7 separate regions of the Homo sapiens genome follow, and all the other regions are linked to region 4. The links are chromatin loops, found by intact Hi-C in ENCODE. Cell type or tissue: PC-3. All regions are shown on one strand. Region 1 overlaps CEMIP (cell migration inducing hyaluronidase 1). Region 2 overlaps ARNT2 (aryl hydrocarbon receptor nuclear translocator 2). Region 3 overlaps ARNT2 (aryl hydrocarbon receptor nuclear translocator 2). Region 4 has its middle 19 kb from the start of MESD. Region 5 overlaps ARNT2 (aryl hydrocarbon receptor nuclear translocator 2). Region 6 overlaps CEMIP (cell migration inducing hyaluronidase 1). Region 7 overlaps CEMIP (cell migration inducing hyaluronidase 1).

Region 1 (4,000 bases), 170 kb after region 4:
AAAATAAAAAATAATAAATTTCTTTACAAAATTTGTGATCAAGTCAGGGCTTATTTCACTTAAGATGAAGACCTCTGGTTATACTACCATGTTGCTGCAAAAGACAGGATTTCATTATTTTTTGTGGCTGAATAATATTCCATTGCATATATATACATTTTCTTTATCCATTCATCCATTGATGGACACTTAGATTGATTCCATATCTTTGCTATTGTCAATAATACTGTAATAAAAATATAAGTGCAAGTATGTCTTTGATACTAATATATTGATTTCTTTTCCTTTGGGCAGATGCTCAGTAACAGGATTGTGCAGGGTAGTTCTATTCCATACACTATTTGTGAATAAACCTTTCATAAGCTCTCATTTTGCAGAAGAAACTATATATGACTCTCAAAATTGTGACTTCTCTCCAGACCAGGCCTTCCCTAGCCTGGGCCACAAGTGGGAGTCCCAGTGTGGCCTCTTTCAGGCCTCAACTCATTGAGAGAAACACAGACGAGGCCCTAGGGAAGAGCCATCTATTTCCTCTCCTAACCAGTGCTGCGCAGGGACTGCCTAGATCTCGTGCTCACAAGGCGGCTGGCAGCCCATTGTGCCACTCTGGGCTAATCCTCACTTGGCTAAATCCTTAGTGCAGAACATCCCTAAGCTGACCACATCTCTGCAAAACCTGAGACATACCCAGGCCTGGTCTGCTAAGATGGAATCTGTGAAGTTTGCCCAGATGGTCAGATCAAATGTCTGGCTGAATTCCCACTGTGCTAGCTTTATCTCATTCCTGTCATCTTCCACACTGGTAACTGGATCAAATAAGCTTTTACTGGCAGGACAAATCAACGGATAAAGGAAAGACTGTTCCATGAAGCTGTCCTGGGATAGCAAGTTAGTAAATTGAAGGGAAAAGTGTGTTAGAGTTTCTTCTTGCACTATGAACTGAAGTAAATTTGAGACAGGTCAAAGAACTTAAAAATCAATCCACGGAACCTCTAGAAGACTCTAGAATTGTACATTAAAAAATAAATCAATATGTAAATGATCAACACATTGAACTGCATGAAAATATTTTACATATTTTTCAAAATAACTGAAAGGGAAGAATGGGAGAGAAAACTTCAAATATGTAATGAGATCAGACCTACTGATAAGAAAAATATGAATACCCCATCAATAGGTATATGATATGAATACATAATTCCAAAAACTAAAAATAACTAGTAAACAAATACATAGGATGGCTTTCAACCTCTCCAGTTATCAAAGAAATACAAACCTATTAGCTATGAATTTTCACCTGTTAAAATGATTTTTTAAGTTATAGTAATATCAAATATCAGTGTAAATAACACTGTTGTACACAATTAGTGAGACTGTTAATTTGAATAAATCTTTGGAGGCCATTTTCTTGTTTACTTATACTTCTAGAAATCATTCTATGGAAATCAGCAAAACTTGGGAAAAAACATATAAAACGGTCATTTTAAATGTTAATAGTAAAAATTTAGAAAAATTTGATGTTATTTTATAGCAATTAAAAAGACGACTTTGAAAACTGAAAATGCTTATGAATAAACTTTAAGATGTGTTACGTATAAGGTAAAATTCTATCAACGTTATGTAAAAAATATACAGTAATAACACTAGAAAAATATTCATCAAAATTCCTATAGTGTCTATCTTCAGTAGTAGGATTATGGGTTTTTCTTTTTCATTTCTGTACTTTCCAAGTGATAAGGAAATACACGGTTATATGGCTTATATAATGGAAAAATGTGTAATATGTATATACACATGCACCATGTACATTCTTTTTTAAAAAGTAATAAAATACCTCCCTTGACCACTCCAACTCCTAGTTATTGCTCATTCCTCCAAAAGTCTTAGAACCAGGCTGGTTTCACACAGTGCTTAGAGCACAGACCCAAATGTTTGTGTAATGAATTAATTAATGAAGGAGCATTTCCTTTCTACACAGTGGCCTAAAACACAGTGGAGGCGGCCTGGCATTGCTTCCTAGTGAGGATGGGTTATACTCTGCTGTGGTAATAAAGAACCCGAAGCTGCAGGACTTCTTTCTCATCTAGTTCCCAGGTCCACCGTGGGTGTGTGGAGGACCCTGGGCTGTTATGGGCACCTAAGTACCCAAGCTGGCCCCTCCATCCAGGCCATTGCCAGTCACTGCAGCAGAGGAGAGGAGCTAAAGAACCGTGTGTTAGTTTTTGTACGTTTCTTCTAGAAATGACACACACAACTTTTGTTCATATTTCATTGACTAAGACAAGACACTTGACCACAACTAACATCGAAAGTGTGGAATGCATTAGCCTCCCTTGTGCCCAGAAAAAAAGAGGGACTGGATGTTGGTGAACAGTGTGACTGCTGCTTTTCTTGTGTACACATCTCTCTATCCCCTTAGACCATGAGCACCCCAGGAGCAGCTGGACCCTGCACGCCTCTGTCCTCCCTGCACTCTCCCTACCCTCCACACGCCAGCACTGCTCATGCCTGGCAAAGCACCGGGACACTGTAGGTGCTCCCTGTGGCATCGAATAGCGATGGAGGTTGTGTCTACACCAAAGATATCATGATCCCAGATTATATTCAAATACACATTGTACTCTATTTATAATCATCTATAATGATCTGCAATCACCTCCACTTCTCAATTTCTGACAATCACAGGTTGCTGTGCACAATTCCCGTAGGCAGTTCTGGCCAGGTTCGTCAAACTGGTGCCATGAAGTGTCACACGAACCTTTCCAACCTTACCTAATAAGACTTCTCTGGACATCTTTCATGCCAGAGCCTCATCTCTCTCCACATCCAGCTTCATCCTTACACCCCAGCCACCCTGAGCCACTCATAGCTCCTTTAATGTACCAGGTTATCTGATTGCCCTTTGCCTAAAATGCCCTCTCTAATCAACAGACAAATTCTTACTATACTTTGTAAGGTTCAAGTCAAAGATTAATTCCCCCAAGAATAATGAGGTCCCACTTTTCTGCCCACTCTTTGCCTTATATGGACATAAAATGCATTAATCTCATGTGTTCTCCTGACCCCAGTCACCCACCCCACGCTCCCAGATTGAAAGGTAGGAGCGTAAGTTACTGGGTTTTGCATTCTCCATGTCTGGTGTAGAGTGGTTGATTAATAAACGTTTGCTGAATAAATGGTCTAAGCAACTGCAATATCTCATGGTTTTATTGATCTACCTGGCAGTGACTCAGAGCTCTCAAGCCTTGATATCTTTTTCGGTAAACAGGTCAGACTGATAAATGTATTGGTGGCTTATCACACACATAAGTGGGACATGGAACATGCACCAACAGTCTTGTAATAAGAGCATTTCATCCAGAATACCCTGAGTCTGCTCATTCATTTCCTGGCAGTCTCCTTTCGAATACATCTTGGGTTTCAAGTTCTCCATCAGAGCTCTCCAGGATGAAAAATGGACCCACTGAGAGCACACATTAGTGACAGTGGATTTCACTGCAGCCCCATCCATTTGCTAAGCACTCTATAGTTCTGAGTGTAATCCACAAAGAGAAGCTACTTCAAAGCCCTCTTTAAAATACTTGCTAAGGCTGGGCACGGTGGCATGTACATGTAGTCCCAACTGCTCGGGAGGCCGACACAGGAGGATCGCTTGGGCCCAGGAATTTGAAACCAGCCTAGGCAACGTAGTGAGACGCCCCCGCATCTCAAAAACAGCTAAATAAATAAACAAAAAAGAAATCAAAATAAAATCCTGGTAAGCTCTTATTAAATGCTATTTTTAAAGTTTAAAGTTATGGGAAAAGCCACCTCTTTATGAAAATATTTTCTGGTACAAGCTGTGTGTTACTGCAATAATAAATTGCAACATGAATCAGAGGTAATTTTGTATCATTTCCTCAGAGATAATAACAAAAAACTCCATATCATTTAAAATTCTCTTATCCTCTGTCACCCAGGCTGGAGTGTAGTGGTACAATCATGGCTCCATGCAGCCTCA
Region 2 (4,000 bases), 520 kb after region 4:
GAATATTTAAGTATCAACTAGTCCCCTCCAGAACTCTATATGCCATTCCCTTCTTAGAACTCTTAGCAGACAATGGATTGCTCTGGCTATGATGGAAAGGTGTCTCTTCCTTTTCTCTCACCATCTTTGGGAATACCTGCACCCCTCTGCATCACCTATTCCACATTAAGACTTTTTTCTTAGTTTATCTTGTGGTATATTAAGAGCCTAAAAAGGCTCACGGGATTTTGAAAACAGAAGTTTTCAGGGTGAAGGGATCACAAGGGAAAGAGAAATACTACCGGTTGTACTGCTTAAAAATGTGGCTGGTCTTGATGAGTCAAAGTGAAAAGGACATTTAAGACTTTGCCCTATTAAATCCAGGACCACAAACATGGCTGTTGAGGGGAAAATGGCTGTTTGGGGCTCAAGCTACTCAAATCAGCTGTGCTTGTGGAAACTCACCAAGTAGTTATTCAGATTCACCCTTTACTGGGCCTCTCAGTGTAAACATAAGACAAAAAGACTTGATAGATATTTGTTGAACTAATACCTCAAACTCTTCTCAAAAAATCATGTCTCTGTAATGGTAATTCACACAATTCCTAAACATGTTAGGGCAGAGGGGGTACTTAATTGGTGTCAAGTGTACCCAGAGTCCTTGGGGAAACAAAATGAAAAATGATACAGATGTCTGAGCTTTCCTGGACATCCACGTGAGTGGAGCTCCTTGGAGAGAATGTCTCAGAGTCCCTGCATTCCCCATCTTGTTCTTTGTAGTCCTGGTGGACTGGATGAGGCACAGTTCCCATGGAATTCAAGGAGAAGGAAGGCCAGCCTGCCTGGCAGCCTGGCTTGAGAAACTCCTTGCCTGAACAGCTCAGTATCAGAATGGAGTGTGTATTAAATGACCACTGCTACAGATTCTAGAGCTGCTGGCCTCCCAGTAAGGGTGACCCATACCCTCAGGCTCTAAGGGCAGGGCTTCAGTGGCTAATGAGTGACTTGGAGAAGGCACAGGACACCCAGGTTACCAGGAAATGGCAGATTACACAGGGCGAGCCATCCTTGCATGGGCACACCCAAGAAGCTCCCAACAAGACAAATCCTAGTCTCTAGGGGTTTAGGTGCAAACTGAGGGACCTAGGGACTGGAATTAGGTAAGGCAAAGAAGTATTTTCTTCTTAAAATTAGTATCTTTTGTTTTTGTTTTGTTTTATGTACTGCGTAGCCAAAGTCCTAATCTTGGCCTTATTTTGTTTGGAATGACCTGACGGGATCCCCTGCTAATTTGGAATCTCTGGTTCTCGGACACAAGGGTTATACTAACAGTATAAGAACAAAAGGAGTTACATAACTGGAAAAGATGACAGTAATGATAACAGAAATACCTACGCACAAAAAGAAGAGGAGATGGGGTAGAACAGTGATAAGAAAAAAAAAAAGTACAGTTAAAGGGCCTTACAGACACCACTAAGAGAGACAGACACACACCTCTGCAAGGTAGTTTGGGAAACCAGGCACCGGGCAGCAGCTTTAGAGTTGCCGATGTTGTGGACAAGTGGGAGCTGAATGCAAGACTTTCTAAACGAATCAAAGCTATCAATATTCTGCATAATTACTAAGCCATCACCCCACCTTTCTCGGAAAATTACATCGCGAAGGTAAGCACCAAAAATGCTGTAACCAAATTCACCCGGTGTTCTGCAGAGCCGCAGAACCACGCTGCCACCTAGTGTTCACCATGGGGAAGAGCGATTTTGCCGTCCACATGAAGGTTATTTAACACCCCGTGCGTGCTGTCAAAAACATTTCAGCGTTAAGAAAAAGAAATAGCAGTTTCAACATTCCAAAGAACTCATGCAAGCATTTAACAAAACCACAAGTGGGTGTGAGACATACAGTTATCTTTAAAATTCCTTTTAGCTCAAGTTGGTATGAGTGTGATTGTCAGTACTCCTGCAAAATGCAATTTATAAGCCAGCCCTCTGTCCTCAGCCTTCATGATCTTCGGGGTGTTTAGGGTGACCAACCATCCTGATTTTCTCAGTATAGGAGTGGAGATACCTGGGATCTAGGACTTCAGTGCTAAAACTGGAAAAGTCCTGGACACACCAGGATGGTTGGTCACTTTTGTTTTTGCAAAGAGTTCTGTTCTTTACCCAGCCCTTTGTGGGACCAGACAGATAAGGAAGTGAGCCCCATGGTAAATAATACCACGCTGGCCAGGTCAGCTGTGGCTCAATCAAGCAGAGGGTATGAGAAAGAGATGGCCTTGCTCCAGAGCCAGAGTCTTCTGAAGTCCGCCGGGAACTTGGGAACCAGCATTTGTCTGGGAAAATTAGGGACCCAGATCCTGTGCCTCACACCTGTGCATGTGTACAGCCATCAGCTCTAGGAATTCGGAGGCGAACCAGGAGGTAAATCAGGACACAAATGTTTAAATACTCAGGATGACTCAATCCACCCGAAAACAGTCTCACTGGCTCATCAGCAACATGGAAAACAATGCAACCCTGGAGGACACAAAGGATCTTTTAGAGCCACACCTGCCAAGATGCTGCTGCTTTGGACTGCTATCACCATCTTGGATTCTCTACTTTACATAGGACTACCATAAGCTGTGCCTATTTCTTTTCTATAAGTCTAAGTAAATCATCCTTTGTTTTATATCTTGTATGTGTCTCTATTACACAGCAGCATCTGGATAATAAAGGAGAGAAATCAAAATATGACTTTTAAGTCCTATTGTACTCACTTTAATTCAACACAGTGAATGGATGATAGAAGAGTCTTCAAAAAGGGGGCTGAAAATGCATTTTACTGTACTTTTCCGTCGATGAGCCTGAATGCCTGCCTCGACAGAAAGCCATGATAAGCATTTCTGAACTTGCAGTTAGTTGTGAGTGAAGTGAAGCTCCCTGACGGTGACTGTAATCATAATAATGCTTCATCAAATACGAGCCTCTAAACAGAAGTCACTTATGCTCTAGTGAGATAAAAGGGCTGGTCCCACAGTGACAGTAAAGGAGTGATCCTGGGCCAACCCAAAGCTTCTGCAACAAGTGAAGTGTCAAGGGCTGCTGGAAAATGCTCCTCCTTCAGAGCCTGGACTGGCCAGCCCAGACTGCAGCAATGCTAGCACATAAAAGTTCACCAAGAGAAACAGCTGCTTACATAAATATACCTGCAATTTGACCACATTCCAGCAGCTCCCAGGGTTACCTTAGAGGGAGATGGCTACAAGTAACTTGAAAATAGTCCATTGGCTATAAGTAACTTGAAAATAGTTTTTCCTCAGTGATGCTATTTTAGAAGCCCAGCATCGGACTCCAAGTGGAAAGGGACTGACACATCCCTGCCCTCAGCCTCCACCCTCCAACCCATCAAAAGCTGGCTTTGAGATGGGCACAAACCCTAACTAGCCACTGCTGCTTCCCCCAACTGAATTTGCCCCAGTGAAGCCCCCCACCCCTCACCACCCTGTCACTGAGATCAGGGAGGTTACTACAAACATGCATTCCAGGTGACTTGCTTCAGCTCATTTCTCCCACGCATGTGGAATCACTTTTGAAAGAATCTGGGACTTTGGAACCTCCACCTTGAGTCCCAAATGCTGGGAGAGCAGGCAGCTCGCTAAGACACTTACTGATGAAGGCTGTCAGGGAAATGGGAAGAAAGTTAAACCATGAAGATCCACAGTGCTAGGCCCGGCGGGAGGCCTGGAGGATCCCAACTGCAAGACATTGGTTCTAATTGGCTTTGGAACACTAGGGTGGGAAGGGGGGTTATCCTGGAAATTTGGGATACTTCCCTCCATCAGAATAATCAGGTCAGAGTGGGAAGACCTAGGCAAGGAATGGGGGTGTGGGAAGGTCCTTGCCAATGCCACTACCCCCTTCCACCACCCCCATTCCTCCTCTCTCTTCTTTCCCCTCTCTCTCTGAGTCTCTCCACCATGTCCCACATTCTCAGATGGAAAAGGGAGGTGGAAGAACACCATGCCATCAGTAGGGAGGGC
Region 3 (4,000 bases), 400 kb after region 4:
CATGTCTCCCATTCTAGTACCTTGGGCATCTTGAGCCACAGGAAAGAGAAAAATCTGTTCCTTGGGACTTTTGTGGGGTTGAAGCAGTGAACTCCCCATGATGGCAGCAATCCATGAACCATTCTCTGGCCCAGGCCCAGAATCTCAGAGACAGGACAGGGACCACTGTGCGCAGTTGTGTAGCTGTGCCCCGGATGCCTGGCCAAGGGGCGAAGTGGGGCACAAACCTGGCCCTCTCCACTCACACACCTTGGTGCAGGTCTGTGTTTGGGGAAGGCCCATGTTTCTAATGTGGATAAAGGCTGTGATAAGGGTTCTTGGTATTAGGCCGGGGGTTTGCTTTCAGTTCTGTTCCTCTTTGGGCTCCTAGACCAGAAAAAGCTCCTTTCACTGGGAAGCAGAAAAATTAGGTCGCAGGTATGGCTGGCAAATCCCCAGGACCCTAACTGCTCTGGCTCTGTGGTCGGAACATCAGCATCTCCATCCCACAACCTTTGGGTTTCTGCTTCCATAGCTGAGCATGTGTGGAAGAGAAAGTGCTGACCTGCAGGCTGCCCCATCCTGAGAAGAGCCCTGGGGAGTTTTCTCAGACATTTCACGGCAATGGTATAAAAATAAACCTCGGTGTGCTTGCAAATTCCAGAGAAGGAGAAAGCAGGGCTGCTCAGGAGAAAACTGACTGACAGCACATGCGAGGGAAGTGGGTTCCTACCACAGCCAGTGCTGCCCTCCATTAGCTGGGCTACAACGGCTGAGGAGTAGAAAGTGAATGCATCAAGTGCGGCTTCCTGCCGGCGAGGTGCAGGAGTCCGGGCAGATGCTGTCAATTTTCCCTGATGCTCCCTGGACAGGGGTTTTTACTCAGCCTGAGTAAGTGAGCAAGAAGCCATGAAGCGGGCATTCTGAGGTAGCTGGAATCATGTCCCTGGGAGTAACTGGAAGCACACTGGGAGGCGTCTGGGGATGGAGGCTAATAATATCCACCCTGACTGAGCACCATCTGCATGCCTATTGTGAAGGACTCGAAATACTTGTTACAGGGTTTGGAATTGATTCGATCAGGGCAGGGAGCAGCACGGTCCAGTCAAGCATGTGTGTGCACGCGCGTGTGTGTGCGCGTGTGTGTGTGTTAGAGCTCACTTCCTGGGCCACGTGGACTGGCTCAGCAGGGGCCTGATGGAAGGCAGGGGAGATGGTCAGGAAGACCGATGATCACTTGTGAGACGGCAAAGGCCTCAACTGAGGCAAGGCCAAAGAGGCAGAGGAGGAGATGCGCTAGAGAGAATCGCAGGTAGAACCTGTGGGGCTCTGGTTCTGTGCCAGGTTGCCTGTTGAGGTGAATGAGAGGGAGGGATCCAGGATAGCTCCCAGATCTGGGGCTTGGTGACTGGCTGTTTCAGCCCCTTACTGCCTCTACGCTCTGCAGAGACCAGGAAAGCAGCCTTCCTTTGACTTCATTTGTACCCACCCCTATGCTCCACTGCCTGCCTAGGACCAACCAGGTGGCCACTGCTAAGCATGACGAAGGAGACGTGATGGTGAGTCAGCTCGAGAGAGACTCCGTCATGATTCTGGGCATTCTGGGGTTTTAAAAACACATGCACACACACACACATACACGAGCACGACCAACAGGTGTGGTTATGACAACGTTGGAACAATGCTGTGACAGGAAATAGGACTTGGCCTGAACAGACACAAAGAGATAACTTCAGATCACTCCCCTAAAAAGATGTCAGAAATGAAGAAAGCACAGCAGCTAGGTCGTGCCCATGTAAAAACGCTGAAATGACTCAAGCTAACAAACAGCCCCAAATGAGTCTTGGCCCCCCAGTGCCAAGGCACGTTTCAAAGTTGTGCTGTGTGACCAGCACGTTAAATCAGTCTGTGTTTTTCTGGACCTCATTCCATATTTGATGGAACAGGAAAAAAAGCAAGGATGATAAAGAGGTCTTCTTTGTAGTGGCTTTACACAAATGTTCAACATTAAACACTCAGTTTCTCCAGGAAGTTTCTTTTGGATGCTTTTGACTGAAAGCAACCGAGCTTGCAAATTGCCCACACTCCACCCTCGCCATCCCCTCCCCTCAGCACAGAGCATTTAAGGATCTTTCCATAACAAGTCTGCCTACTGCTGGCAAAGTTTCGCCTCACAAATTCAAAAAAGAGCTGGCCAGTTCACATCCCTGATTGTCACTGCCCTCTACCGTCCACAGTAGACTTTTCCAACCAACTTCACCAGTGTAGGACCTTTCAGTTCAGAGACACAGATTGAGGCTTCTGGTGTAACTGTGCCCTGAGGGGGCATCCTGATCCGTGTAACCTCACAAGCTGCAAAAGCAGTTGTCTGGAGGAACTACGTAGGCCACCCCCTGTACAAGATGGCTTTTCTGTTTTCTCAGTGCTGCCTGACTTTCAGAAAAATAAAGCAAAACCTCAGCCAGGGGGCTGGTTTTCACAGGGGGATCTTTACTTTTCTTGCAAACCCCACTGCAGTGCTACCTCCTGGGGATGCTTTCTCCGAGGCCCTGCGGGGAAGTATTTATTCTCTGCCCCCATTGCATTCTACCTGTCCCTCCCGTCTGCCCCTTCTTACGTTCTTGGAGCTCAAGAACGTTATGGGAGCTCAAGTCTTAGCCTGGAGTGGCTGGAGCAAGGGGCCATGACAGGAGGTATGAGCCTGGGACAAAGCTATGGCTTGAACAGATGCTAAGCAGATCCAGGCTGGCATTTAAAGCTATGTCTTGAACAGATGCTAAGCAGATCCAGGATGGTGTTTTCCTCCTCCTCTCCCTTTGGGGCTCTCACCGCCCTGCACCTGGCTCCTTCAGGTCAGTGAGCACATCCTGTTACCCTGTCTCAAGAGCTCCTGAAAGGCCCATGCTCAGCACCCTCCATAACCCATCTGTTGAACAAAGGAAGCACCATGGAATCCTGAGCCCTGCTTACCTTTACTCCCGTTTCTCAAGCTTCCCTATTTTCTTCAAGGCCGGGCCACACATGAGCCTGGCACAGAGGTGGTACCTCTCTGCTTCCTGAGTAAAGAAGAACCACCCTTTTCCCATGTTGGGAGAAGTGAGACAATAAAACATCCTTAATTTGGCCAAGCTAACTGAGTTTCACTAGATAAAATCAGAATAGAAAATAGTAAAATAGTATTATCTTTTTGCACACCTGGAACTATGACTTAGTACATTTGTTCCTGCTCTACTTACAACCAAGAACGTCTTGACTAGAAGGCAAAGGTAAAAAAAGAATCAGAATATCAAGTCAGCCAAGGGTGACATTAACAAAGAGGAGCTGGTTGGACAGAGTTTGGGTAGAATGACCAGTGAGAACAGGTTATTTCATATGAGTTATCCGAGGCTGCTGGGACAACAATTTCAATACCTTCAGGGCCAAAGCCAGGCTGTAAGGTGCTAACAACAGATGAATGGTGAAGAAGGAGGTTCCCACAGACACGTCTGGCAGGGCCAGGTGGGAGGGGAGCTTTGGTGGGTTGGCCAGACAGGGATTCTCCGAGATCAGGAAGTCAGGTGCCTATGTGAAAGCCCAAGAAGGAGCCAACAAGGAGGATGAGACAAGAAGGGAGGGTCACGGGAGTCCAGGGACGTGCAGGGAGATGAAGAAGGTGCAGAGTTTGGCCCTGGAAGGAGGAGGCTTTGCCTCTGCTAGATGCCAGAAATGGAGGAGAGGAGGGCATTGAGATAGATACACTCATGAACAGGAAGAGAATCACCAGGAGGGTCCTGGTGTCTCTGTTTGTTGGAAGGCAAGGTGATCTGCCCAGAGTTAGAGGAAGAAGGCAGGCAGGGCATTTAGAAGACCAAACATAATCTAGGGCTGCAGGCAAGAGCTGGCCCAAGAAACTGCCAAGTCGCTGCAAAGGGTGGCAGGGTTGCTGCTGCTGGTGCTGTTGACAATCTCAGTGATAGTTACTGCAGACCACTTTTACCGGGGCCGACTCTGCCTGCTATCACAGTAGAGTGCTTCATATGCA
Region 4 (4,000 bases):
TGCTGCCTGGTCTCTGCGTTCAGCGTTTTAGTGGCTGTGTAATATTCCCGTCCTCTTGCTGTGCCATAATTCTACTTAACAGATTCATGTAGTGAAGACAGTAGGGCTGGACCAGGCATGGTTTTGTTACTTACACGTGCCTGAGTCCAATCTCTGCCTCACGATCCATGTCCCTTTCTAGGAGCATGTACTTCTACCCACAGCTCTGGCTGCTGTGTTTACATGCACAGCCCTGCCCTGCTCTCCCACCCTCCCTGGATGGTCATGGTCTTTTGGACCAGAGGTGGGCATCTGACCCAGGTCACCATCAACCAGGTTGACAAATCAGATCCTCTCTCAGCCAGAGACTGGATGATTTGATAGCTGAGGCATTAATAGTGCAGCAGCCACAGTGAATTGCAAGAATGTGTGTGTTAGTTAAGTTTCTACACTTGCCCTAAGTGTTCGACCTCCTGAGTTTTGATATTCAAGTTTTCCTTGAATTCTGAGAGCTCTGTATTCCTATGAGAAACTTTTCCCTAGGGCTACTTTGAAGAGGTTTCTGCAGGTCTGATCCTCTCTAACTTTTCCTGATCTCTACTTATCCATCTATGTGAGGGAGTGAGACGAAGCACATGTGTAAAGTCCCCAGCACCGGGCCTGTATCTGTGCTCTCTATTTTTTTCTATATTTGAGTTTTTTTAGTTATCCACAATTATCAATAACGTTGAAATGAGCAGTTTTCCTTCCTTAAGATTAGTCCTTTGGTGTCGATTTCTTTTTTTTTTTTTTTGAGACAGAATCTCACTCTGTTGCCCAGGCTGGAGTGCAATGGTGCAGTCTTGGCTCACTGCAACCTTCACCTCCCGGGCTTAATCAATCCTCCCACCTCAGCCTCCCTCCCAAGTAGCTGGGACTACAGGCGTGGTCCTACTTGTCTCAGGTCCTACTTTTTCCTGTGTCCCTGATTATTGTTTAGTCCCAGCTACTCAGGAGGTTGAGGCGGGAGGATCTCTTGAACCTGAGAGATAGAGGCTGCAGTGAGCTGTGATTGTGTCACTGTACTCCAGCCTGGGGGACAGAGTGAGACCCTGGCTGGAAAAAAAAAATTGTTTTAAGACTTTATTGCTCCTATTGGAATAAGGGAAGAAGTTGAACTCAACTCTGAATACAGTGAAGACAATTGGGGATTTACAGCAGAGGAGCAGAGTGAGGGGATCAGTGGGTGGAGAATTACTAAGAGGAACTTGATTAGATATCAGGGGCAGGGGGATTCTTATTAACTGACTTAGGATTGTTGCTAACGCTGGGCTCAGCAGTCCAAGGTCAAGGCCTAGCTGAGAAGATGGCTCAGAGGAGCCCAACTAAAGTTTCTAAGGAGGGGTCTTTGTCATTTCTAGGGCTTTGCATGTGAATGCTCTTGACTGAAAATAGAAATTAACCCTTGACTGTGCAATCTGATGGCCATTGTTTTCCTATGCTAGGCTGTCAGGTACCTCGTTGACCAGGTAGGGTGAGGCCAGGGCTTGGAGCTGAAAGCCATTTACAGCAGGCAAAGATCAAGCTCTTCCACAAAGACTTGCAGTAGGAATCCTCTGGGGTAGCAGTTGACAAATATTCTCTTCTTGACCAGCCTCCAGTGAGGCTCCTTGAAGCCCTTGAAGCATTGACTTTCAGTGTCTGCTCTTGTGGGGCTTGAGTTGCCCATTTTAGCAAGAATCCTGTTAATCAATTTATTGAGAACTTCTTACCCTTGATATCTAATCACTCAATATCTGATCAAATTCTCCATCCTCCACCCCGCCCCCAGGTGATATCTGATCACCCAGGCCTACCTTCAGCATAATCCTGTTAGGTCTGTTTAACCAGAATCCGTGCTACCCCTGACATTTCCTCTTAGTCATTTTCCATCTACTGCCCCCATCCTGCTCCTTGGCTGGGGTAAAAACCTGTTTGTGCATGCTGTATTCAGAATTGAGCCCACTTCTGTACTGAGGTCTCTTTCCCCTTATTGCAGTACTTTCTGATTTAAATCTGTTCTTACTGCCGTAACTACCATCAGACACTGATTTTGTTTGACTAGGTCTGAGCGGGAAAGTTCCGAAGAATAGGAGTGGCTGAGTTAGCTACGGAGTTCATTTGGGGCCGGGAAGCAGAGAGGAAGACAACGATAATTATGATGAAGAACACGTTTTTGATGTCAGAAAGTACAACACTTCCCATTATGCACTGCATGTGAGCCTCACACCTGCCCTGCAGTGGAGGAGTAGATAGTTTACAGGTGAGTGAGCCCAGAGGGAAGGGGATTTGCCAGTGATCACGAGGCCAGCGAGTGCCTTTACTACTTCGTAAGACCCCTATTAAGTGAAGTAGAATTGTTCATTCTCTCCACCATATAACCAAAGCACAGCTTGGGAAAGTGATTTGACTAGAACCTTTTTCGGAAGCTGTCTGCAGTGGTTATCATCTCCTAAAGGAAAGTCAATTTAAAAATTAAAGGATGTACCCACTAGGGGGCAGCAGAGACCAGCTGTGCCTCACGGCTTCCCCACCATGTGTCTCTAATTTGCCACTGATCCTTCGGTGAGAATTCTTCAGCTATTATTTTAATTAACAGACTGCTCAGTCTGTGCTTGCAAAATATCTGTGAAAATCTGCATACACCTCTCTCTCTGAATTCTCTTGGAAATCCAAGGGATTATCTTATCCATGTGTACTGTTCTAGTAATATTAATTTACTTCATCCTCATAGCAAGCAGCCCTATGCAGTAAATACTGTCATCCCCATTTTGCACACAAGGAAACTGAGGCACATAGCCATTCAGTATTTTCCCCAAGGTCACGCTGCAAGGCAGTGACAAAGCCAGGATTTTTTGTTGTTGTTTTTTAAGACAGAGCCTTGCTCTGTCGCCCAGACTGGAGTGCAGTGGCGCCATCTCGGCTCACTGCAACTTCCGCCTCCCGGATTCAAGTGATTCTCCTGCCTCAGACTCCTGAGTAGCTGGGATTACAGGCACCCGCCACCACACCTGGCTAATTTTTGTGTTTTTAGTGGAGACGGGGTTTCACTATATTGGCCAGGGTGGTCTCGAGCTCCTGACCTCAACTGATCCGCCTGCCTCGACCTCCCAAAGCGCTAGGGTTACAGGCGTGAGCCACCATGCCCAGCCTCAAACCCAGGATTTAAACTCAGGCAGGCAGACTCCAAAACTGACACCAGCCACTGTAATCTGCTTGGGAGAGGGGCTGCTCCCCTTCTCTGGACCTCTTCTCAGACCCATGTGCCAAGTGTTGATACAAGCACTCCCCATGTAAGTGCTGAACACCAATAAGTTTCGGGAAGTGTGCAGGCAGTGGAGATAAAGATAGCAAGGCAGGCAAGGTCCCTGCCTTCTTGGTATTTACAGGTTGAATATTAAAAGACACACAATGTCTTTCAGCATGGAGTGTGCCTACTGTGTGCAAGCTCTGGACATCCTTACCTAACTGTGACATGCTACCCACTGTGTGCAGGTCTTTACATACTTTATTTCATTTACTCTCATTTTATTTTCAGTTAGGGTCTCACTCTGTTGCTCACGCTGGAGTGCACTGGCACGATGGCAGCTCACTGCAGCCTCGACCTCCAGGCTCAAGTGGTCCTCCCACCTCAATCTCCTGGGTAGCTGGGACCACAGGTGTGCACCATCACACCCAGCTAATTTTTTAATATTTTTTGTAGAGACAGGGTCTCCCTATGTTGCCCTGGCTGGTCTTGAACTCCTGGGTTCAAGCAATCCTCCCACCTTGACCTCCCAAAGTGTTGGGATTACAGGTGTGAACCACTGTGCCCGACCTCATTTACCCTTCACAACCCCACAAGGTTGGTATTAGTTAACATTTACTATGTGGCCCTTTGAAGCACAGTTCTGGTGTTGGACTTCCCAGCTCTGCATTTTATTAGCTGTATCATGTTGGACAAGTTATTTAAGGACCTCACTCATCTAAGCCTGTAGGTGCTAATAAAAGTTCCCATTTCAGA
Region 5 (4,000 bases), 380 kb after region 4:
TCCCCCTACAGGGCCAAGCACCACAGTCTTTTCCTGCCTGGCTCTTTGGCAGAGTGTTTTCTTTGCGTCAGTTTGTTTGCAGGGGAAGAAATTTGGGCACTGGTCAGACAAGATAAGGTTCCTCTGTGGGAATCAGCAAATTCATTTATAAATGAGAGCCACTTTGCTTCTGTCTACAGTTTATACAAAAAAACAGCCAATGGAAGAAAACAAAAAATAGGAAACATAAGTGGAATTGGTTTTTTACATACGAGAAAGAGTCTTATTCCACTGCCCTGGCTGGAATGCAGTGGTGCAATCATGGCTCACTTCAGCCTTGAAATCCTGGGCTCAACCAATCCTCCAGCCTCAGCCTCCCTCATAGCTGGGACTACAGGCTCATGCCACATTGCCTGACTAATTAAAAAACATTTTTTTTTTAGAGATGGGGTCTGGCTCTGTTGCCCAGGTTGGTCTCAAACTCCTGGCCTCATGCAGTCCCCCTGCTCTGGCCTCCCAAAGTGCTGGGATGAGTGAGCCACTGTGCCTATCCAGTAAGTGGTTTTTTGTCGAAAAACATTTTTGAGATTCAACCAAAGAGGATCCAGTAAGTGGAATTTTGTCTAAAAACGTTTTTGAGATTCAACCAAAGAGGAGGCTTAAAAAAATACCTTCAGAGAAGATACCTTTAAGGAACATCAAAAATCTTAGAAGCTTTTTTTCTTGTTTCAAATCATTCAGTACCATTTTGGAGATAATGGGCTCTCTGTCAAGCTCTGGGTGGCAAGAGAAGCCCCATCTTGTCCCATACTACTCTTTCCAACGATCATGCTGGCCACGGGGAAGCCTCAGGCCCCACCCAACCCCCAGCCTGGGCACTGCGTTAATGTGAGGCCAGGTTAGAAAGTGTTCAGGGAGAAGAATCTCTCTCTCTCCCTCGCTCTCTCTCCCACCCATCCACCCATATATAATGCCTGAGACATAAAGGGCTTTAATAAAATGCATAAGGTCCCTTTAATGCCTTACCATTGGTGCTTTTCAAACTCTACATGATGACAATAGTTGGTAAGGAATTCTATAAAATTGAGGCAGGGTACATTCCCCTCCTTAGCATAAGAGAGATTTAAATCTACTGTGCACATAGGATTCTGCTATAAAAAATTCATCTGCCTATGTGAAATGTCTTTTCCTAATGATCCCACACAAGACCCCAAGGGCCAGGAGGAACTCTTTCATAGAATCGTGTCGACTGGCCTCATTAATTGGCTTAGCAGAGGGAAGGCTGGGTCCACAACTGTGGCAAAGTTAAAACAGTAGCATCGCCAGCTGGAGCTACGAGGAAATTCCCACCTGACAGGCACCTGTCCCATTCTGGAAGCCTGCAGAGGCTGAGCACAAGATGGGGCCTTCAGTGGGTCCATGTTGCTTGGCAGAAGGGTGGAGGGACATAGCCACCTGTGCTGAAGGAAGGGCATGGTAGACTGGGGGAATGTCCTTATGCATTCAGGAAGATGACTGCCACACAGGCTCACCCAGGATGCTGCTGCAATGATGGTTTCCTTGGGGCTTGCCCATCACAAATCAATGCCCTCAGCCCTTCCTCCTTAAAGTACATACCTACCTCTCCTTCCCTTTGCCATCAACATTTACAGCCACCCCCACCCCACAGCATCTTCTCCTTTCCCTCCCTTCTCAACCCTGTGCAATTACTCTACTGCCAGGCCCCATCCAATAGGCATTTGAAGAGTGCCCATTCTTCTCAATCTCTCTTGAGTATCCAACACTCTTGATCATTCTGTTTGAAACTATCTTGTTGACTTCTAGGACTGAACTTGATTTTGGTTCTGCTACTTCTTACACTACTCTTTCTCACGTGCCTCCTGGTCCTTACTGTAAGTGACCTTATCTCTTAACATATGTTGAAAGCAGGGGTCTGAGTCAGGCCTTCCTTCTCGTCAACAAACAAGAAGGAAATAACCTCTTCTAATCTCATCAACTGACTCATTCATTTATTCACTTGGCAAATATTTCCTGAGCTCCTGCTCTGACGTGGGCTCCATGCTGGTACTGTACACACACTGGAGAATAAGATCGTTCCTCTCTCAACAAGCATATAGCATGGTTGGGAAAGGGAGCAAACAGGCAATTCTGCACAGGTGAGAGCTGCTCTAAGAGTCAGAGGAACTAGAATAAAAACGCTTACGAGGGATACCTAACTAGCCATGACAAGTAGAAAAGGTTTTTCAGAGATCTCAGATGACACCAGAAGGGGAATTAGTAATTAATCCGGTATAGGGCTTGGAGGTAAGGTTGAAAATAATTCTAGAGAAAAGGGTCAGTCTGTTCAAAGGCCTGATGGTGAAAAAGGGCTTGGTTCATCCGGGCATCTACAGGTGGCTCAGGATGGAAGAGGAATAGAGTGAGATCAGGCAAGTCATAAGAGATAAGGCTGGAGGGTAAGCCAGGGGTCAGGTTCCACACTGTCAGTATGACCAATTTTGGGGACAACAGAGAAACACTGAAGGTTTTTAAGCAGAAGCAGGAAGCACACAGATGTGTATGGTCCATGGGTGGGTGGACAAAAAGAGAGGGAAAGAGACCAACCGAGAAAGGAATGGGGTAGACAAGAGGAGAGGGAAGGAGCCAGAGGGGAGGAGGCTGCTGTAGCAATCCTTGCAAGAGACGACAGTGGCTCAAAACACAGAACAAAAGCCAGCTGGAGAGCAGTGGGTGGATTTGAGATGTGATGGAGAAGGAGGTGCCTAGGCTTGTTGATTGATTACTGACTGTGCTGAGGGGTGTGAGTGGGAAGAGCTAGGGATGATAAACTTGCACTTCTGGTGGTATTGACAGGCTGGGGTCGGCTGAGTTCCCACTCCCCTAAATACCATCTCTCAACTCCTACCTGCTTTCCTCCATTCTCACTGCCCCAACCAGTGCTGTGAGTCATGGCCACACCCACTGCCCCCATAACCACACAGCTACTGGCGTGATCTCCCTCCAACAGTAGTCCACTGCTTACAGACTGCTTAGTGGTTGACCGCGGTCTATGTAGTAACATCCATGTTCTGGATGTTGGCATGAAGATCCTTCACGATCTGGACCTATTTTTAGCCTCATCTCCCACTTCGTGTCTAATTCCAGCCCCTCTTGCCCTAGTCACATGACAATACTTGCATGTCCCCCATGAGCCACATGCAGTTACATCTCTGTGCTACTGCACATGTGTTCTTTCTGTCATGTACATCCTTCCCCTTCTCTGTGCCTAGATAATTCTGTGCATGGGCCACCTCCCAGCCCAGATAGACTGTGTTATGGGCTGATAACACCTGGGCCAGCTGTGTGGGCTTTCAGACCACGGGTCAGAATCTTGAGGAGCTTGTGGCTTCCTAGGTCACAGAGGCAGGGATGACATCCTCCTTTTTTAAAAATTTGAAGCTCAATGCTATCATTCTCCTCTCATTAACATTTTTTCTTGTGAGGTTCAGCTGATTTGGAAATTGCCCTAAGACTTAAGGCTCACTTGAAGTCCTGCTTGGAAGTCCTATGTAGTTGGGTTTAGCTCAGTGGTTCCCAATCGGGTGATTTTGCGCAACCCCACCCCCCCACCAAACCAAGGGGGACATTTGACAATGTCTGGAAACACTTGTCATTATCATAAACAGAGAAATCCTAGTAGGTAGAGGCAGGGAGATGCTGCTGAACCCCCTATAAGGAAGAGATAGCCCCCCCACAACAAAGAATTATCCAGCCTAAAATGTCAATAGTGCTGACACTGAGAAACCCTGCTGGATAAAGTAACAAGGTGCACCAAAGGGCAGCTCATTGTCTTACAAATGCCTTCTAGGCAGAAGAAAAACGCACCTTACAGCAAGGATCACAGTCTTCCTGAGCCTTCTGGCTAAGGCCTCACCTTTTCAACACTAACTAGTATTAGGGATGGAGAGGTCTATAATTCCCCATAATTCACTGGTAAAAATGTCCGGGACTGAGCTTTATGGGCAGGAGCTGGGGAGGAAGA
Region 6 (4,000 bases), 56 kb after region 4:
AGAATCAAGAGGGAAGCATGATAAGGCCGAGGACAGCCCTCGGGTGGGGGTAGAAGACACAAGTTACTCAGCCACAAACTTGCTGTGTGTGACTTGCCTAAGTGTCCCTGTGTGATGGGATGACGTCTAAATTTTCTTCCAGCTCTAAAATTCTGGGATTGTTCCTCCTTAGAACATTACCCAGTGTTAAATATTTAAACTGTGACATAGCTTGAGATGATAGATGTAGATAGATGGATAGATAGATATAGATAGATGGATAGACAGATAGCAGATACATAAATAGTAGCTGCATAAACAAACATGCATATAGATTCACGGGTGGCCATTCAGTCCCTATGTATGCCAACCAGAAGTAATATGTAAGTTCTCCCCCCATTCTCTTGCACAAATTGTATTTTTCTCTTTGTCCTTCTGGATATCTTCCTTCCTGCTGATGGTCGGCAGTCGTGAAAGCAATTCCTGAACACTGTTTTAAGTCTTCAGTTGTTGTTACGTGTGGTCCAGGCATAAGATTGTGTAGGAGAAAACTCCTGGGCTCTGCCTGACAAAGAGCTAGAAAGAGCCAGTAGCGACTGCTTCAGTGGCGGGGGAGGGTGTGACCATTTTATTTGGTTTATGATCTGAACCAGGACACGTTTGAAGTGAAGGAGGTGTGATTAGTAGTTAAGCTGGGACAACACGTCTAAAATGGACCATTCTGTGCAAATCAGGACATATCTGTATGTAATGATTTCCACCATCAACCTGTATACAGCAAGTAAAAGAAACTGCTGTTTAAAACAAACAAATGCAGATAGAAGTGAACTTTACTTGTTTCTGCCTTCTAGGGTGGGTATGATATGATTTATGTTAATGAAAAACTCGACAACAAATACAGCCATGTTATAAAGAAGACTGGAATTTCCAATCTTCTGCCATTACTTTTTAAAAAATTTCTTTTTGAACTGCTGAAAAGAAGATTGCCATAGAGTATGGTGGTGGGTTATTTGTTTTACAGAGTGTCTTAATGAGTTTTTGAATATGCAGATTAAAACTGGGTGGAAGAAAAAAACCCGGACAACCAAATTACTCTGCCTAACAAGGACAGGAATGAGTTTCTAAGGCAGCCCAGGAGAGGTGGGGAGGAGGATGGGAGAATGAGGAGGAGGGGCAAGAACTCAACAACCAGGTTGGGGAGGGAGTAGCCTGGGGGGAAGCGTTTGGTCTATAGAGGGACCTGTTACTCCATCTCTTAGTGTTGGTTTCGGTGCTGATCTGTAATGTACCCCCTCTCCCTCCCATCTCTTACCCCAATCTACCAGTAAAAGCCCTGGGCCAATGAAACTTTTGTGGAAATCAAGGACAAGAGTCTGGGTTTCATATTTGGGCTCATATGGAAAGGAGAGATTGAAAATGCCTTTGCAACAATTATAAGAGTTAGAAAATTATGACAGTGAAAGAGATCTGACCTAACCAACTCCATCTTGCTTCTAACCTCCAAGCTATCCTTGGTCATTCCTGGGCGTAGGCCAGACTGACTTTGGGAGGAACTTAGTTTATAGTTTAACTTTGAAACAAAAACGATAACCGTCCCTTCCCGAAACAAACCCCCGTCTTACGCAGGGACTAAACTGCTTTTGTAGGACTAACAAATTAGCCACAAGATTAGAAATTATGGTTTAGGAGTCATGTAGCTAGAGGCCACAAGATTCTGAACCTCCCCAACTGCTCCTGGGGAAAACATCACTATTGTAAAACCTAAGATTAGTGCTTGAGATATTTTTCAGATCTGGCACTAAATGGACCAGCTAGTGCCTCCCACATTGATAAACTGGCTCATCTGGTCTTGTGGCCCCCACCCAGGAACTGACTCAGCACAAGAGGACAGCTTTGACTCCCTATGATTTCATATCCGACCCCACCAATCAGCACTCCCCCTTTCCGACCCCCTAACCATCGAATTGTCCTTAAAAACCCTGATCCCCCAATTTTGGGGGAGACTGATCTGAGTAATAAAAAAAACTCCGGTCTCCCATACAGCCAGCTCTGCATGAATTAAACTCTTTATTGCAATTCCCCTGTCTTGATAAATCAGCTCTGTCTAAGTAGCAGGAAAGGTGAACCTGTTGAGCAGTTCCAAGATGAGAGCAGCTACATGAATCAAGAATTGAGAATGTGAATTCAAGAAACTGAAAGAGGGAGGTAACCAGGAAAAGCGGAAGCTTCTCCCACAAATCCCAGAGCTTTGAGTCCAGGAGAGAGGGCCCTGGATTTCCTGCCAAAGACACAGGGGGCTCAGCCATCTTTCATAGAATGCCAGAGGGAGGATGTGTCCCTGGGGCTGGGGCACCTGGGGACTGGCTGCAGTCCATATAGATGGCACCCCTGGAGCAGTGCAGGGCACAACCTGCAGGGCCACATGTGGCAGCCTGTTGGGGACATCCTGGTTTCAAGCATCTTGTGGCTATTGGAAGCATTTATGTCAAAGATAGCACATTTTGAGCAATACACGAGGAGGAAAAGAAGGAAAGAGCATGGTATCTTCTCCCATTCTCTGCCTTAAAGAGGGAAGGGAGGAGGAAACAAGCAGAACCCATATTGAAGTCATTTTGTCCTTCCACAAAAGTACTGGACCATTCCATTACTTTCCTTCAGGAAAAACAGGAAGGTGAATCCCCCTATGTCCTGCCTCAGAGTTCAGAAACACATGTTAAGATGAAGTGGGGGCCCATTTTGCATCCCCCACCCCCACTATCCAGCCTACAGATACTGTAGAGCCTTCCTTTGAAGGCAGACTGCACCCCACATCTGCCTGCATCCTGCAGCTTTGGTGCTAACCATTGCATTTCAAGAAAGACACCACTGACAGTATCAATGTAGTGAGAAGCATTTTCCAGTGCTTCTCTGTTACAAACTGTGTTACGGAACACCAGCTCTGTAAGATGCGAATGAGTTTAGGCATCGCTAGGATAACCAAAGCTAAGCATGTATTTTTATTGCAAGCCTTTACTCTGCTAGCACGCATCGTGAATTTCCAAAACAGGGAAAGAAGGCATGTATGCTGTGTTTGCCAAGGTCATTTAACTACAGAGGCCAGTGTCTTTTTGTTTGTTTGGATACTTGCTACTATCTCACAGAACCAGCGATGTTTACACAGAACACAGTTAGATACAGAGGCACACAGTGATACTATTTAATAAGCAATACTATTTAATATCATTGCTGACCATATCACATACATTATCTGGTTTAATCTTCCTAAAGACCCTTTGAACTCAGTTCTGTCATCATCCTCCCTTCACACAGGAAGGAACTGAGTCCCACAAAATTTCCATCAGTCCCCCAAGGCCATACTGGCAGATGAAAACACAGGTCTCTGTGACTCTATGCTCTTTTACCTCAATGTTCTACTGAAGCCCACAGTAACTGTTATATCAAGAAAGAGTTAGGAGTTGAATGAAGCAGGAGAGACAGCAGTGGGTTTGCTGAGCTTGGTGGTGACATTTTGAATGACATTGTTGAGAACCATCACCAAGGCTCAGAGAGAGCAAAAGTTGAGAAGGCCACATTTGTGTCAGGACAGGAGTAAGAAGCAGGAGTTGGAGGAATTTCAGACCACCCTTCCCAAGAGTTGGTGGTGAAGAAAGGGAAAGAGCAAAGGTGGCTGCCCACGGGGGAATTAGGGATGAGGGAAGCTGTCCTCTGAGGATAAAGGATATCAGAGCCTGTCTACAGGCAGCAGGGAGAGAGGAGCTCATGAGCTAGGGGCTACCAGGACACTGTAGGATCAGCCCAGAGCCAGGCTTTAAGGCACTCTCAGCTCTGCACACCTACAAATCCCTCTTTCTCCCGAGCCAGTATCTGCTTGTCTGGAATCTCTTCCTCCTTCAGATCAGGGATGCTGTTTAGGAAAAAGGCTTCTGTGATGCTACTGAGTGGCCTCTGCATTCCAAATCAGGATCTCGTCTTTGTCTGTATTTGGCCTCTTTTTGTCCCATCAGCTAAAAACATCTTTCCA
Region 7 (4,000 bases), 110 kb after region 4:
AATTATGCCTGAAGCTACTACTATCCCTGGACTTTCAATTGCATGAGCCAACAAAGTTCCTTTTTCATTTAAGCCAGTTTGAATTGTGTTTTTGACATTCACTATGGAAACAACCCTAACTAATAAGAAGCCAAAAGGAGAAGGAAAGATGAAGATTAGTTCTTTTTTTCTTTTTTTTTTGAGATGGAGTTTCGCTCTTGTTGCTCAGGCTGGAGTGCAATGGCGCAACCTTGGCTCACTGAAACCTCTGCCTCCCAGGTTCAAGGGATTCTCCTGCCTCAGCCTCCTGAGTAGCTGGTATTACAGGCATGTGCCACCACACCCAGCTAATTTTGTATTTTTTTTTTTTTTTTTAGTAGAGACCAGGTTTCTCCATGTTGGTCAGGCTGCTCTTGAACTCCTGACCTCAGGTGATCCATCCGCCTTGGCCTCCCAAAGTGCTGGGATTACAGGCGTGAGCCACCAAGCCCAGCCAAAGGTTAATTCTTTCCAAGTCTTTTTGCTCTCATAAAGCGTTTATTTAATTAATGAGGCCTTACATTACTTTATCGGAAAAGAATACTTATTTTCCTCAATTGTATCATGTCCCCAAAACATGCAGTTTCCTAGAAAATGTGACCCACATTGGAAAGAATGAAAATCTTTACTACCACTAAGGTTGACGACTATTTCATGAAGGACTATGCAAGAACCACCCACCAGCCTACTCCCCACCTTATCCCAATCCATCTTCCACAGACCCACCAGCATGAATCGTGGCACATTTTTGCTTAAAATCCTCCAAGGGCTTCCCATCACACCAAGAATGAAGTCAGAGCCCTTTATCCAGCCCTGTGTGGCCTGACCCTTCTCCAGCCTCATCTCATGCCAGTCTCCACCCATGCAACATGGGCCTCTCTGTCATTTCCTTGAAGATGCCAAGCTTGATTCTGCCCCAGGGACTTTTCACATGCTGCTCCTACTGCCGGGAATGCTTTCCCTACTCCACTCACCCTCAGGTCCCAGTCTAAAGTCCTGTTCTTACAGATGCTTTTCCTACCATCTTCTTCCCATCTGAAGGTCCCTGCCTCAATACCCTTTGTAGCATCCTGGTTATTTTCTTCACACAGTTTATAATCATATATTCACTAATGGGTTTGCTTATTGTCCATTAACTTCATGACGGGAGGGATTTGGCCGTTGGTGATGCTACTCAGAGTGTGGTCAAGGGACCAGCAACATCAGCATCACCCAAGAGCCTGTTAGAAACCAGAGGTCTTGCCCCAGGCCACTGACTGGCAATCCTCAGTGACTAATGTGCACGGTGAAGTTTGCAAACTTCAACTTCTAAGGGTCCTTCCTCTGCTCTAAGACACCTTCTGCCCTCATCCTTCCCCACCGTGAAAGGAGTCAGAACTGCTGGCTTCTGTGCATCTCTTTCCATTCTCCTTCCTTTCCCCTGGGAAGCATTAATATTAACCAGTAGGGCCAAGAAACACAGAGGATGCCATGAAATTTCCTCAAAGAGCTGGGGGCCCTAGAGGGCTTACATGAGAGCCCTGAGACAGGCGTGCAGCCCATGAATGAGCCCCTTAGGCTCGGACACACAAGAGGCCAATTTGTTGGCACCTGCTGTGCCTGGAAGCCAGGCTGGAATGTCATGAGGCAGGGCCTGGCAGCAGTTCAGAGAGTGCAGCCTTCCTCCCGGGCTCCTGTTCTCAGGCTCACACAAACCCAGGAAGGGCAGAGACAGGGAATGTTTGCACAGCAGATAGACTTTCTCTACTCCTCCCTCTGCCCAGCCAGAGTGGAGTCGAAAGAGCACGCTTGATTTTAGTTCAAGTTTGGGCCAGAGTCCTTCTTTGATCTGAGAGGCTTGTCTTTTCCTGGGTTATTTATTTGTAGAAACCACTCTGGTTTCCTACTACTTCAAATACACCTACAGGAAGCCACTGGCAGGTGGGGTTCTAACGCATAGGCCTGTTTTACTGCCCTGGGTGCCACCGGCTCATTGTGATGGGATCAGTTACCTGGATCCCTGCACGCAGGTGAAATTTACAGCCCTGGGCTATAGAACAAAAGGCCCTGTTCTGTGGAAGAAAATGGGTTCTGATAAAGCTAGCTGGGAGGAGAGGCCAGAAACAGGGAGTCCTAGGTTCTAGTCCTGGGAGACCTTGGCAGACCTTCCCTGGGCCTCAGTATTCTCTCTCTAAAGTGAGACCCAGGAAAATGCATATTTTAGTGCTTACCCAGGGCCAGGGAGCTGTGACAGAGATATGTAAGGATGACAGTTCCTGACTGCATAATCTCAGCTTGCAATCCTGAGCTCCGGGACCCCTAACTCACCACTAGGGGACCCCAGGATTCCACATAATCGCTTTCCCCTCCAACCCAACATTTTGCTATGAAAATTTTCAAACACACAGCCAAGTTGAAAGAATCTCACAGTGAACACTAATACAGTGCAACCTAGATGCTACCAGTAACATTTTGCTGTGTTATTGCACATCCATCTATCCATCCAGAAATCAATCTCAGTCTTTGGATGCATTTCACAGTAAAGTGAAGACACCACCGTCCACATTTCCCCTTAAACACTTCAGCCTGCATATTATTAACTAGAGTTCCATATTCTTTTTTTCATCTTTTGAGGGAAATTTTACATGTAAATAAAACACACAAACCTAAAATGCACACTTGTTGAGTTTTGACAAATGCATATGTCTCTGAAACCCAGATCCCCAGGAATGTCCAGAACATTATCATCACCCCAGAAAGTTCCCTCATCCCCTTCCCAGTCAATTCCAACAAGAGGCAACCACTCTTCTAAGTGAGAAATACCAGAAACATTCCATAGATTCACTTTGCCTCTGCTAGGACTTCATGTAAATGGAATGATCCAGTATGTAGACCTTTGTACAAGGTTTCTTTCACTCAGCATGTTTTTGGGATTCACCTACGTTGCTGTGTGTATCAGTAGATAATTTCCTAGAATGGCAAAGAAATATCCAATTGCATTAATATGCTCTACTACACAACTGCCTTACTATGACTGCTTCAGGGAACTCCAATAAAATGGGATTTGGGAGCAAAAAGAAGGCACGGGCTGGGTGCGGTGGCTCACACCTGTAATCCCAGCACTTTCAGAGGCTGAGGCAGGCAGATCTCTTGAGGACAGGAGTTCGAGACTAGCCTGGCCAACATGGCAAAACCCCGTCTCTACTAAAAACGCAAAAATTAGCCAAGTGTGGTGGCATATGCCTATGGTCCCAGCTACTTGGGAGGCCGAGACAGGAGCTGAACCCAGGAGGCAGGAGCTTGAACCCAGGAGGCAGAAGTTGCAGTAAGCCGAGATCGTGCCACTGCACTCCAGCCTGGGAACAGTGAGATTCCATCTCAAAAAAGAAAAAAAAGAAAAAGAAAAAAAAAAAGAAGGCACAACTTTGCTACCAAAATGCAGTGAGAACGAGCTGTGTTTGCCACTGTCCTTCTCCAACCCAACAAGATGCTTTGGAGGCAGGTGTCCTCGGCTCAGTTCCCAGTTCCACCACTCATCTGCTGTGTGCAAGTTCTGGTACCTCCCTGTTCTGCAGCTTCTTCATCTGAAAGATGCTGGTGACAACAGGACCTTCCTCAAACAGCAGTTTTGAGGAAGAGTGAGGTAAGCATGTGTTCCATAAATGTTACTATATGTTGGTGAGGAGGAGCTTTGACTTTTATTTTTATTTATTTATTTTTTGAGATGGTGTCTCACTCTGTCTCAAAGAGCTTCAGTGCAGTGGCATGATCACATCTCACTGCAGCCTCAAACCCCTGTACTCAAGCGATCCTTCCATCTCAGCCACCTGAGTGGCTAGGACTACAGGCACACACCACCATGCCGAGCTAATTTTTTAATTTGTTTATTCTCACTATGTCCTGTTGCCCAGGCTGGTCTTGAACTCCTGGACTGAAGTGATCCTCCTGCCTCGGCCTCCCAAAGGGCTGGGATTCAGGCATGAGCCACCATAGACATAGTTTG

Evidence for each region. A loop is a pair of places that touch in the nucleus more often than their neighbours do. Peaks named below come from ENCODE experiments on the same cell type or tissue, not always from the same donor. Only the 100,000 strongest peaks of a DNase experiment are listed, where the experiment ranks them.
Region 1: it touches region 4 in a loop (4-fold over the local background); 23 of 110 quality-filtered maps call a loop at or near these places.
Region 2: it touches region 4 in a loop (15-fold over the local background); 93 of 110 quality-filtered maps call a loop at or near these places.
Region 3: it touches region 4 in a loop (8-fold over the local background); 78 of 110 quality-filtered maps call a loop at or near these places.
Region 5: it touches region 4 in a loop (4-fold over the local background); 4 of 110 quality-filtered maps call a loop at or near these places.
Region 6: it touches region 4 in a loop (2.0-fold over the local background); 4 of 110 quality-filtered maps call a loop at or near these places.
Region 7: it touches region 4 in a loop (9-fold over the local background); 5 of 110 quality-filtered maps call a loop at or near these places.

The regions. Positions count from the first base shown.
Region 1 is chr15:80,795,862-80,799,861 of GRCh38, reverse strand. All of the region lies in intron 1 of CEMIP (cell migration inducing hyaluronidase 1), which reads right to left. Among named protein-coding and RNA genes, the nearest start is that of CEMIP, 18 kb to the right of the region's middle. In PC-3, no CTCF peak of the experiment used is centred here; no DNase peak of the experiment used is centred here.
Region 2 is chr15:80,453,702-80,457,701 of GRCh38, reverse strand. All of the region lies in intron 2 of ARNT2 (aryl hydrocarbon receptor nuclear translocator 2), which reads right to left. Among named protein-coding and RNA genes, the nearest start is that of ARNT2, 51 kb to the right of the region's middle. In PC-3, a CTCF peak has its summit at 1,713 (motif pointing left); DNase peaks (open chromatin) are centred at 1,761 and 2,441; H3K4me3 peaks cover 626 bases.
Region 3 is chr15:80,566,054-80,570,053 of GRCh38, reverse strand. All of the region lies in intron 12 of ARNT2 (aryl hydrocarbon receptor nuclear translocator 2), which reads right to left. Among named protein-coding and RNA genes, the nearest start is that of ARNT2-AS3, 5.1 kb to the right of the region's middle. In PC-3, a CTCF peak has its summit at 2,190 (motif pointing left); a DNase peak (open chromatin) is centred at 2,173; H3K27ac peaks cover 451 bases.
Region 4 is chr15:80,968,722-80,972,721 of GRCh38, reverse strand. It overlaps a transcript of MESD not described here. Among named protein-coding and RNA genes, the nearest start is that of MESD, 19 kb to the left of the region's middle. In PC-3, CTCF peaks have their summits at 2,282 and 2,482 (motif pointing right); DNase peaks (open chromatin) are centred at 1,871 and 2,491; H3K4me3 peaks cover 483 bases; H3K27ac peaks cover 864 bases.
Region 5 is chr15:80,586,993-80,590,992 of GRCh38, reverse strand. All of the region lies in intron 17 of ARNT2 (aryl hydrocarbon receptor nuclear translocator 2), which reads right to left. Among named protein-coding and RNA genes, the nearest start is that of ARNT2-AS1, 4.4 kb to the right of the region's middle. In PC-3, no CTCF peak of the experiment used is centred here; a DNase peak (open chromatin) is centred at 1,992; H3K27ac peaks cover 3,186 bases.
Region 6 is chr15:80,912,850-80,916,849 of GRCh38, reverse strand. All of the region lies in intron 14 of CEMIP (cell migration inducing hyaluronidase 1), which reads right to left. Among named protein-coding and RNA genes, the nearest start is that of MIR549A, 73 kb to the right of the region's middle. In PC-3, no CTCF peak of the experiment used is centred here; no DNase peak of the experiment used is centred here; H3K27ac peaks cover 1,055 bases.
Region 7 is chr15:80,854,906-80,858,905 of GRCh38, reverse strand. All of the region lies in intron 1 of CEMIP (cell migration inducing hyaluronidase 1), which reads right to left. Among named protein-coding and RNA genes, the nearest start is that of MIR549A, 15 kb to the right of the region's middle. In PC-3, a CTCF peak has its summit at 2,318 (motif pointing right); a DNase peak (open chromatin) is centred at 1,695; H3K27ac peaks cover 1,715 bases.